Regions from separate parts of the Mus musculus genome. Here region 1 is linked to region 2. The links are chromatin loops, found by intact Hi-C in ENCODE. Cell type or tissue: gastrocnemius. All regions are shown on one strand.

The links. Hi-C counts contacts between places; a loop is a spot of excess contacts. Peaks named below come from ENCODE experiments on the same cell type or tissue, not always from the same donor. Only the 100,000 strongest peaks of a DNase experiment are listed, where the experiment ranks them.
Region 1: it touches region 2 in a loop (2.2-fold over the local background); 2 of 42 quality-filtered maps call a loop at or near these places.

The regions. Positions count from the first base shown.
Region 1 is chr2:4,157,471-4,162,470 of GRCm38, reverse strand. All of the region lies in intron 1 of Frmd4a (FERM domain containing 4A), which reads right to left. Among named protein-coding and RNA genes, the nearest start is that of Frmd4a, 7.1 kb to the right of the region's middle. In gastrocnemius, a CTCF peak has its summit at 2,738; no DNase peak of the experiment used is centred here.
Region 2 is chr2:4,490,402-4,495,401 of GRCm38, reverse strand. All of the region lies in intron 4 of Frmd4a (FERM domain containing 4A), which reads right to left. The region is part of intron 3 of Gm39751 (a long non-coding RNA gene); the gene reads left to right. Among named protein-coding and RNA genes, the nearest start is that of Gm39751, 21 kb to the left of the region's middle. In gastrocnemius, a CTCF peak has its summit at 2,670 (motif pointing right); DNase peaks (open chromatin) are centred at 2,131, 2,669, 3,299 and 4,332; H3K27ac peaks cover 1,023 bases.

The DNA.
Region 1 (5,000 bases), 330 kb after region 2:
AACCCTTGTTTCATATGTGTGTGATCCCCGTGTAAAATGATGATCTGGGGCTTCTCCTTCTGCTGAACGACATTCCTGACAAGACCTTCTGTAGCTACGACGATGAGGTCACAAGGTAGAAGCATGTTCAGCTTAGACAAAATGTGACATCTTTAAGAGAGGCATGTAAGGAACATAGTAAAGAGCTACTCACTGTACACGCAGCCTGGAAAGTACAGTAGCCCCCTTCATCTGGGGATATACTTCAAGACACTCACTGGGTATCTGACCCCACATACAGCCATAATATGACTTCAATGAATCTGATAACTGGGATGCCTAGTAAAGTGTGTGGTGTATACTATGTGTATACTCTTGACAAAGGCAGGACTCCTTCTGGATGGGACACAGTAGGATGGTGCAATATTTCAACCATGCTTATGAGATAAAAATTATAAATTATTTCTAGACTTCTATATTTAGAGTTCTTAGAACATGCCTAATTGCAAATATGACTTGGAAGGTGAAACTTTGGACAGTGAGGAATCATATAAGTAGAAATTAGTTTCACTAGTTATAGTGGTGTGTGCCTGTATCCTATCAGGAAGGATGGATGGAAGGAAGGAAGACCATTTGAACTCAAGATTTCAAGGTCAGCTTGGGCAACGTAGTGATTTCCCTGACTCAAAAAACAAATCAACACAGGCACACACACACACACACACACACACACACACACACACACACACACAGAGAGAGAGAGAGAGAGAGAGAGAGAGAGAGAGAGAGAGAGACATACTCAGGTAAACAGATACAGACACACTAAATATATATCTAATTAAAAATCTACAGAGACCAAAGAGTACCAGACTTTCTACAAAGATAATAGAGGGTTATTCTATTCTCAAGGGAACGTTTTGTTCAGGGAAGAACTTTAATCTTGCTCAAGTTTCATAGTACCCTGCCCTGTGTTTTCTAAGGTAGCATTGCATACAGCATGTTGCTATGAAATTATGGGAAAAATTATTAAATTTCAGTTTTCCAATTTTTGAAATATATGAGTTTGTGCTCTTTGTGTAAGATAAAGGAGACTAACAGAATCTTCCAGAAGGCATCTTTATTCCTTGGAAGGCACGAAGTTATTGCCATTACCACAATTCTCCTTGAATATCAATGTGGGGTTAGTTTTTCCAATTACTATCATCCACTTGTATTAAAATTGTCATACTTCCTGAGACGTAATCTGGCCTCAGAAACAAACTCTTGTCTCCAGCTTCCAGCTTCTAGAATGTGTCCCCCCCTCCTGCCCCCACTTTGTTTTCCAGGTGGAAAGTGCTCTGTTTTGCTGTGATCTCTTTGTTAAACCTTTCCTTGTGGTTTGTGCTGTCTTGACAGAAGGAAGCCTGTTTGTTGCCTAACTCTCAGGAGGAACATTTAATGAGTCCATGTTGGATGGATAAATAAGTGTGCTGCAGGAATGGCCTGTTTCATTTTGCTACTCACCAGCTTTGCTGCCTTGCTCCTTGCATATGTGTGTGTGTGTGTGTGTGTGTGTGTGTGTGTGTGTGTGTGTGTGTGTGGTTTTTTTGAGACAGGGTTTCTCTGTGTAGCCCCGGCTGACCTGGAACTCACTCTGTAGACCAGGCTGGCCTCGAACTCAGAAATCCGCTTGCCTCTGGATTAAAGGCGTGGGCCACCACCCCCGGCTACATATTATATATTAACATGTTAGTATGCCTATAATAAGCATTTGTGTGCTGTTATATCATATGCATTTACTATTTTTCTATCTTCAGATTTTGGTCAATAATGTTTTGTAGGGCTGAGTATGTATCTCAGTGGACCTGTGCCTGTTCAGCATGAGGCCCCAGGTTCAACTCTTAACAGAATAAAATTATTTTATATACACAAAGAGAAAGCACACACAGGTGCACTTTGTTTTGTAATGATCATACAAATTGGCAGCTTTCCTGGTTTTAACTGGTGTACTTTCTCTACATAGATATCCTGGAGGTAGGGACAGAAGGCAAGCAATTTTGACCATTTGCCTGGAGTAAGTGCAGCTATGCTTTATCGAGAAAATAGCCCTTAGCTTTAGCAAAATGTAACACCATCAAACACTTTGGAAAGTGAAGTTCTGAATATTAGTCTAGAAGATGACTCCCCATCCTAAGGTGAATGTTGTTTTCTAGTTATGTTTTTCCTGTATCCAATCTCATACCTTGGCAATCATTAAAATACTGAGTACCTCTTAACATTACTCTGAAAGGAAAGAATAAGAAAAGACCTATGCACAACTTGTCCCAGAAACTTCTGCATCCATGACCCCACAGTGTGGAATCCGCCTGCCTTATCTGGAGATAGTTCTAGACTGACCTAAGCAGTTATTCTGGCGACACAAGATCTGCTCAATTCTTGGTATTTATGGAACGCCTAAGGACTCTTAGATAACTTCTGTGTCACCAAGGGCTTGCAGTCCTGGTGCGCTACACTGTGTACTCTGTGTCTAAGGGGAATGAGAAGATAGCGTGAAATTGGCAGTCCAGAGGCTCATTGCCCATTGCAAAGAGACATACAAACGAACATGATCTTACGTGGAGTATGCCGAAGACCGGAAAGAAAGCAAACAGAGCATGCTCTAGGGACACAACTCGAGAAAGTTATCTCTGACCTGTAACTGAAGAGCGAGTTTGAGTCCTCAGACTGGTGGACTGGAAAGGAGAGGCAGTGGTTGGTCTGGGTAGAACAGCGCCCACTAGTGTCTGGAGGGCAAGAGCTCACAAGATGCTGTTTCTTTTAACAACCAATGAAAGGACATCGAGAGCCTTTTGACAAAAATGCAGGGTTTTTCTCCCCACCCACACTGCCCCACCTCCTCGGACTGGCAGAATCAGTATCTCAGGAAGAGCGTCCTGGAAACTGCACTTTAAAACACTCAGGTGATTTGGGGCACTAAGTTAAGCCTGATTTGCTCATGTCAAAAGTCAAAGGGAGAATGAAGTGGGATAGGACACGGTAAGCAAGGAGATCCTGGGCATCCTAGAAATCCAGGTGAGGCACAGACTCTCTCATGAGGGTTCCAGATAGTGGAGTGTTAGGGAATAATAAATAGATGTCTCAGGGGTTGAGGGGTGGGGAGCAAACTTCTGGGATCCTATCTACTCTAGGGGAGATTGCTGTGAGATAACCCACGTCTTTCCTACAAAGACTAAAACCATAAAAAGGAAAAGCTGCTGTTCTTTAATTGATTTGGATACCTTTAACTGATGCTGCTCGATTTTAAACATTCCATGTGCCATAGTCATTTGTTGAGAAAGGGTTTATTGTAATGAGCACTGATTTATGCTGCAATGGTATCTGCTTTCCCCTAAGCCCCTGGAGCTGCACAGTGACAGGTGACAGGTGAAGACCCTACCTGGCAGGGAGCTCACGGGTAGGTGATGCTGTCCCTCCTCACTTCAGTTACATCATATGAAAGACAGATCATCTGTTTTTACAATTCAGTTCTCAGGAGGACAACTTGTTCCAAACACGTATCATGAGTCTGAACTTCTGTGCGTATTTACACACCTAATGTTTTGTACATTCATACTATTATTATATCTATTGTGGGGGTCTGAAACCTGCTGGTAATGAATGGGTTTGCTTCTCATAATGATCCAGGATATAGGTCCTGTTATCTGGAGCTGGAGAAATGGCTCAGCGGTTAAGAAATATTGCCCTTGCAGAGGACCCGGGTTTAGTTCCTAGTATGCACAATGAGTGTTTCCCAAGCACCTGTAACTTCAGGTCAAGGGGATCTGATGGCTTCTTATGGCCTCTACTGGCACATGGTATGTATAAATTTGCATCAAAACATGCATAAAAGTAAATAAAAATTAGATTTTATTATTGTATTTGTTTTATATGCAAGGAAATTGAGACTCAGAAATGCCATGCTACAGGAGGTGACACCTAGAGTCTGAACCCAGGTAATTTAACTGGAACTGGATATAGCACCCTGCTCACTGTCTCTTTAGTAGGTTCTATTAGTGTGACTATGGAGAGTCTCCCCCAAAGCCCCTACAACACAGGCTTGCTCCTACTGGTAGGTGGATGGAAACTTTCAGAGGCAAGGTCTAATGGGAGATTTTTAATTTCCTTTCAGGGAGGCCTTCAAGGGTCCTGTGGAATCTTCTTTTTGCTTTTTATCCTTGCAGTGAGGTGGACAGCTTTTCTCTACCCCTACCATGATAGGTGCCACAGTCCCTAGAAAAGCAGCTCCAGGAGATCACTGGACCTCCAAACCTATGAGTGGAATGAACCTTTTTCTCTTGACAGTTTGTCATCCTAGGACACTGTCACAGTAACGGGAAGCTGACTACCACAGGCAAATGTAACCAGATGAGTAGTGCCGTAGCCTCAACTTCCTTTGCACACCCCGCAGTTGCCTTTAACTGGGTCATTCTAGAGAAGAGTGAGGTTGTTTCTTGCTTGCTGAATTGACTTTAGCAGTTCAACACATAACGTGTAGTAGCTCTGGGTGAGAAGATCTGATGCATGCTTCACACACAAACCCATTTCTGGCTTCATGGATTTAAGGTAAAACATGACGCCGCACCATAAAAACACAGAATGTCTGCCTCAGCTCTCCCAGGCGTGTCACATAGGATTATATGTTCTTGGGTAGGATCTTTCCTGGCCTGCCTCAGACGCCTCTATTTTCAAGACTGTTTCAACACTTCATAGGGTAATATTTTTCTATTAACAAATATTTCCTTGTATTTCATCTGGACCTGTCATTCTCCAGCTCTAGGGAGTCCTCTTTAATTTGAGTCCTCATTAAGATGAAACCCAGGCTGTCATTAGCTCGCCATAATCTTATGCGAAGTCCTGGTTACTACAGCTGAAAGCATCTGCCACGGCCTCCTTAGCTTTGCTCTGCACAGGCTAAGACATGCTTTTTAAGTTTTCTGGTTCATGGGGTCTAACAGTTTGTCGGAATTGATAAATCAAGTGAGAGGAATACAATAGATCACTTA
Region 2 (5,000 bases):
CTCACAAAACCCAGGCCAGGCAGGCCAGTCTCAGAACCCTTTCTCTGGTCTGTAGACTAAGCGAGCAAGCGATGTGTGTGAAGAAGCTGCTCTGGTGACTGTGTGCAGGTGCCAGTGAACCTGGTGTCACTCAGAGACAGGCCGGTCACCTCCATCAACAGACAACAGCAACTCACTGCAAAGTCAGAGTTAGCAAAATTCCAAAGGGTTACTGAATGGTCCTCATGTGCAAAGCCTGCCAGAGGGGACTGGTCGTTCTCTAGCTGCGCTGTCGTTGTTAAAGGGCAGGCAGAATAACAAACTGGAAAGAAGAGAGAAAACGAGAGGAATAAAAGCAACACAGACAGGGAAGTACTTTGAAAATTGAGCTATTTCAGACTCCACAAATGTAGACTCAAATTATCACATAGTGGAAAAGTCACCGTTAGCCTTCGGGGGAGTCTGCTATTATTCTGGTACTGTGTTCCGTTTTGATAGTGAGACATGGACACAGTGGGGTAATGGCTGACTGGGTGAGTATGGGATTGCACTCCTGGAAGTTTATGCTGGCTCAGAGATCACCTGACAGCCGTGCTTCTGCCCAAGCCACCCCGCAGAGGACATTGCTATAGCTCCTGCTCCCCTACCCCCAGCTCCACCATATATGCAAGCACAGCCCCTCCCCTGAGCTCCTGGGGCACTGCTCAGTACACTTCCCTCAGCCCTGTCATTTCTGACAACCCAGGCCTCCAGGAGGGGTGGGGCATACCACTGTTATCTTTGTGCCTCTAGATCAAGTACAGAGCCTGACATAACTGCTAACTTTGATGCTCAGCTTTTCTTCAGTCTGTCCCACCTTGGTCAGAGTCCCTAAGGGGTAGTATGCTACTTTCTTGTCATTGTGAAGGAACACCTCACAGAAGCAATGAAAAGGAGGAAGGACTCATTTGGGGTTGATGTTTGGAGACACCAGTCCAGCGTGGCAGGGACAGTGTGGCAGCTGAGGGGGCTTTCAGAAAGGTTTGCTCATGTTTTCGTGGATGGTTTAGGAAGCACAGAGCTCAGGCTGGAACCAAGACAAATATATCCTCCAAGGTTTCCCTCCAGCAACCTGCCTTTGCTAGATAAGTCCCATGTCACAAAGGTTCCTCAATGTCCCCAAATGGCAGCACCAGTTGGGTCCGAACATTCAACAAACGTATGTGCGTGAGTGTGTGCGTGCGTGTGTGTGGATGTGTGTGTGTTTGTATGTCTGTGTCTTTCTGTATGTATATGTGTGTCTGTGTCTCTCTCTGTGTGTTTACACATGTGTCTGTGTGTGTATCTCTCTGTGTATGTGTGTGTGTATGTCTGTGTACGTGTGTGTCTGCGTCTCTCTGTGTATATGTGTGTGTGCATGTGTCTGTATCTGTGTGTGTGTGTATCTCTCTGTGTGTATGTGTGTGTGTGCCTGTGTCTGTGTGTATGTGTGTACATGTGTGTTTGTGTGTGTCTGTGCTTGTGTGTGTGTTTCTGTGTGTGTATGTGTGTGTGTTTGTATGTCTGTGTCTTTCTGTGTGTATATGTGTGTCTGTGTCTCTCTGTGTGTATGTGTGTGTGCATGTGTCTGCATCTGTGTGTATCTATCTGTGTGTGCGTGTGTATAATTCAGATTTAAGCCACATCAGCAGAGAAAGAGTAAGGACAAAGAAATAACAAATGATAAGCAAAATGTCATAAAACTTCAGGTGTGGGGTCTCACCCCCCAACACAGCCAGGTTTCAGGCTACTTCCTGTCTTTCCCTGTCTACACAGAAAGTGGATAAAGCATGGCTGCTGATTTGCTTGTCTCTTAATGACAAAAACCCACCAGTGACCTCCCAAGCCTGGCAGGGAAGGCTTATCGCCATAGTAATGTTTGAGTGGAAGCCCACGGGGTCTGAAATAGCCCAGTTTTCCAAGTCCTGTGTCTTTATCCCGTTTGCCTTAGTCCTCAACTAAAGCACAGAGATGTCCTGTGTACCCCCCTCCTCAGCCCCCCTCCTCAGCCCCAGGTTTCTCCTGAAGACTATCTCCTAAGAGCCCAACACTCCACTTCTCCCTTCCGCGCTGCGGTAATGGAGAAGTAAATGAGGCGGCAGCCCTGCTGTCTCAGGCGCCCGCTTCCGTTTTCATGGACGTCTACCATCTGGCAGTCAAGTCCAAGGAGGTGCAGAAATGACAAGCATGGCTAGGAGAGAGGTGGAAGGGAGGGAGAGCAAGAGAGGGAGAGCAAGAGAGGGAGAGGGGAGGGGGAGCGGAGGGGGAAAGGGAGAGAGAGAGAGAGAGAGAGAGAGAGAGCAATCCTCCTCTTGACAGAAATCGGAAAGCAGTTTCCTGTTAACCTTTATCACCAAGACAACAGACTGGAAAATCCTGGAGGCTTGGGGCCTGGCATGTGTTTGTTCATAACCTTGGGCGTTTAATTCATCCTGAACTTTCGATCTGTGCTAGGAAACTCTGAAGTGAAATGTCTGGATGAAAAGAGACCCGAGACATCTCTATTCCCACCCTGGCCGGGCACAAGGTTGAAGAGATTTCTGGGGAAATGAGGGGACTCGATGGTTTGCAAGAAAAGTTGAGGTTGCCCTTTCCTCTCTCCCCCTCCAAAAAACTAGGTCTGGTGCTTTTATGAACATCTGGTTTGTGGTCCTCTGTGTCAGTAGGGGGCACTGTTGCTCCTCCTTAACTGCCCATGTAGGGAAGGGATGGCTTCCTCAAACAGTTTACAAAGAACCTTCTGAGTTTCTGAGTGAGTCCAGGGAAAACAAAAGATGTATCTTCCGCTGCAAGGGTCTATACAGGCAACCCCAAGTCTGCTCGGCATTAACCGTATCTTTACAATGCGTGAATGTCTGGGCCTTGCTGGCTTCAAAGTCAGCCAGTTCATACAGCTAGTAAGCTACCCATGGCCATCAGAGCTCTAACTCTCAAATATGACTAAGGGGCCCAAAGTCTCACTTCTACAACCTCTACTGACTCTCAAATGCTGCCACCATCTCTTCTCTCATGGTCCCCTACCTTTCTGACCAGAGACATGTTCCAGATGACATGGGAAAGGCCCTAGGTTGGAAAGCCCATTGAAATCATAGTCATTTAAATTAGCCAATCCCAAGCCTGTTTTCCCAGCGCGGCAGTGGCTTTCCATAGAAAGCCCAGTAGAGGATACTGCCTTCTTTTCCCCCCTTTGCCTCCCAACTCTCCCGGCACCATGTGACATCACCTCTTCTCCTGGGCTCTGTCACAGGACACTTTCAACCCTTGATCTGTTGGCTTCATCATACTTGAACAGCAAGGCAAACCCCTCCCTGTGTGTGAATGCACTTGTGTCTGTGGAGGATAGAGGAGTGCTTGGCAGAGTCATCTCTCTCTGTCCACCACCTGGGTTCCAGGGAGGGAACTCAGGTCACCAGGCCTGGCAGCTGTCAGGCCCAAAGGAAACTCCATTTCCCTGAATTCTGGTGGCTAGACAAAAGCCAGCATTCCCCAGGAACCCATGAAGCTGCTTCCCTCTCTACCAAAGAGCCATCCCCTTATCACTGGCACAAGGCACACATCTGTGGTGCTTACTCATATACTAAAGTGCACGCTGGCTTCCAGGCTCCCAGCATCACAAGTACAAGCACACATTTCAGAGTCCATGCTAGCATCCTGGCTCTTCTCAGCGCTGCCTTTAGCTCATGGGCTTCCCTCCCCAGATACTCACTTCTCTTTATAGCCCTGCTATTTCAGCACCCCCTCTCCATTTTGCTCCATGTTGGTCTTCTCCTTCTCTTTCTCTCTCCTCTAACCCCATGGTCAAAGCCAGTCTGCTGGTCGTGTTCTATTGCCTTCTCTGCTCTATGCTCTTCCAGATGCCTCTGGCTGTTTTCTTCCTCACACCTATAATAAACCCTTCCCCTTAACCATACCTTTGAGCTGGCCATGCCCTCAGCTTATTCAGTCTTACTCCCCCCCTCCCCCGCCCCGCGCCAGTCATTTCTCCAGCCCACAAAATGTACATATTAAAATAAGTTATTTTCCACACACACCAGGGATAATCTTAGTGCTTTCTTCTGAGCTGAAAGGAGCAACCGTCTAGGCTGAGGTCAAAGCCAGCCAGAATGGTAACCTCCAGGAGCCATGTCACACCCACAGCAGCTCAGAGGACTCGGGACTCAGTATTTTATCCTAGTCTGAAGTTGAGGTATGTACTCCATTCTGGTTGCTTGAATGATTATACATCTAGACCTGCCTGCAGCCTTGGGGAATGGCATCTCTTTTTTACCTCACAGAGGCTATGAGCTAAGGCTGTAACACACTGACCTCTATCCAGATGACGTCAGCCAGCGAGAGCTCTGCCAGGCCCCTGCCCTGCTGCCACTCTTGCAGCTAGCTACCTCTTGGCACTTGGGGAACCACTGAATATTTACAGCAAATGTTAATTAAACGGGCCAGTGGTTTCATTTTGTAATGAACACAAATGTCACATTTGGAACGCTGACTTTCGGTGGTGAAGAGGGGGTGATAATAATGTGGATGGTAAGCTGTGGATTTCTGCAGCCAAGTGCCTCTGATGCTTAGGATTTCAGAGGCTTTACTTTGTAACCAGGGACCCAGCTGAATTAAGGCAAGGTCGGGTTAGCTAGGCACCTCCAATAAGACACCATTGTCCTTTCAAGGAACAGGAAGTAGCAACTATAGTCTCAATCACGGAGAGAGACATCTTCAGGGCCAGAGAATCTTCTTCTAGATAATAGCCAGTCCCTTGTTGTCGATTTCCTATTGTTTATTTCAGTTTGTTGTTCATAAAACTCAAGGTCTAAAGAGATAAATCTAATATTTATTCTCCCACAAACACAGCGGCTAAATTTGGGGATTTAACTGAATACACACTTCACGGCACTCTCCTGATATGTAGGAATTTTTCCAAGCACAAATCTGGGCCCACAAATATGCATAGACTTCCTTGGCTATGTAGCTATGTTTTCCTCCCATTTCCTTTTTCTGGACCCGTTTTATTA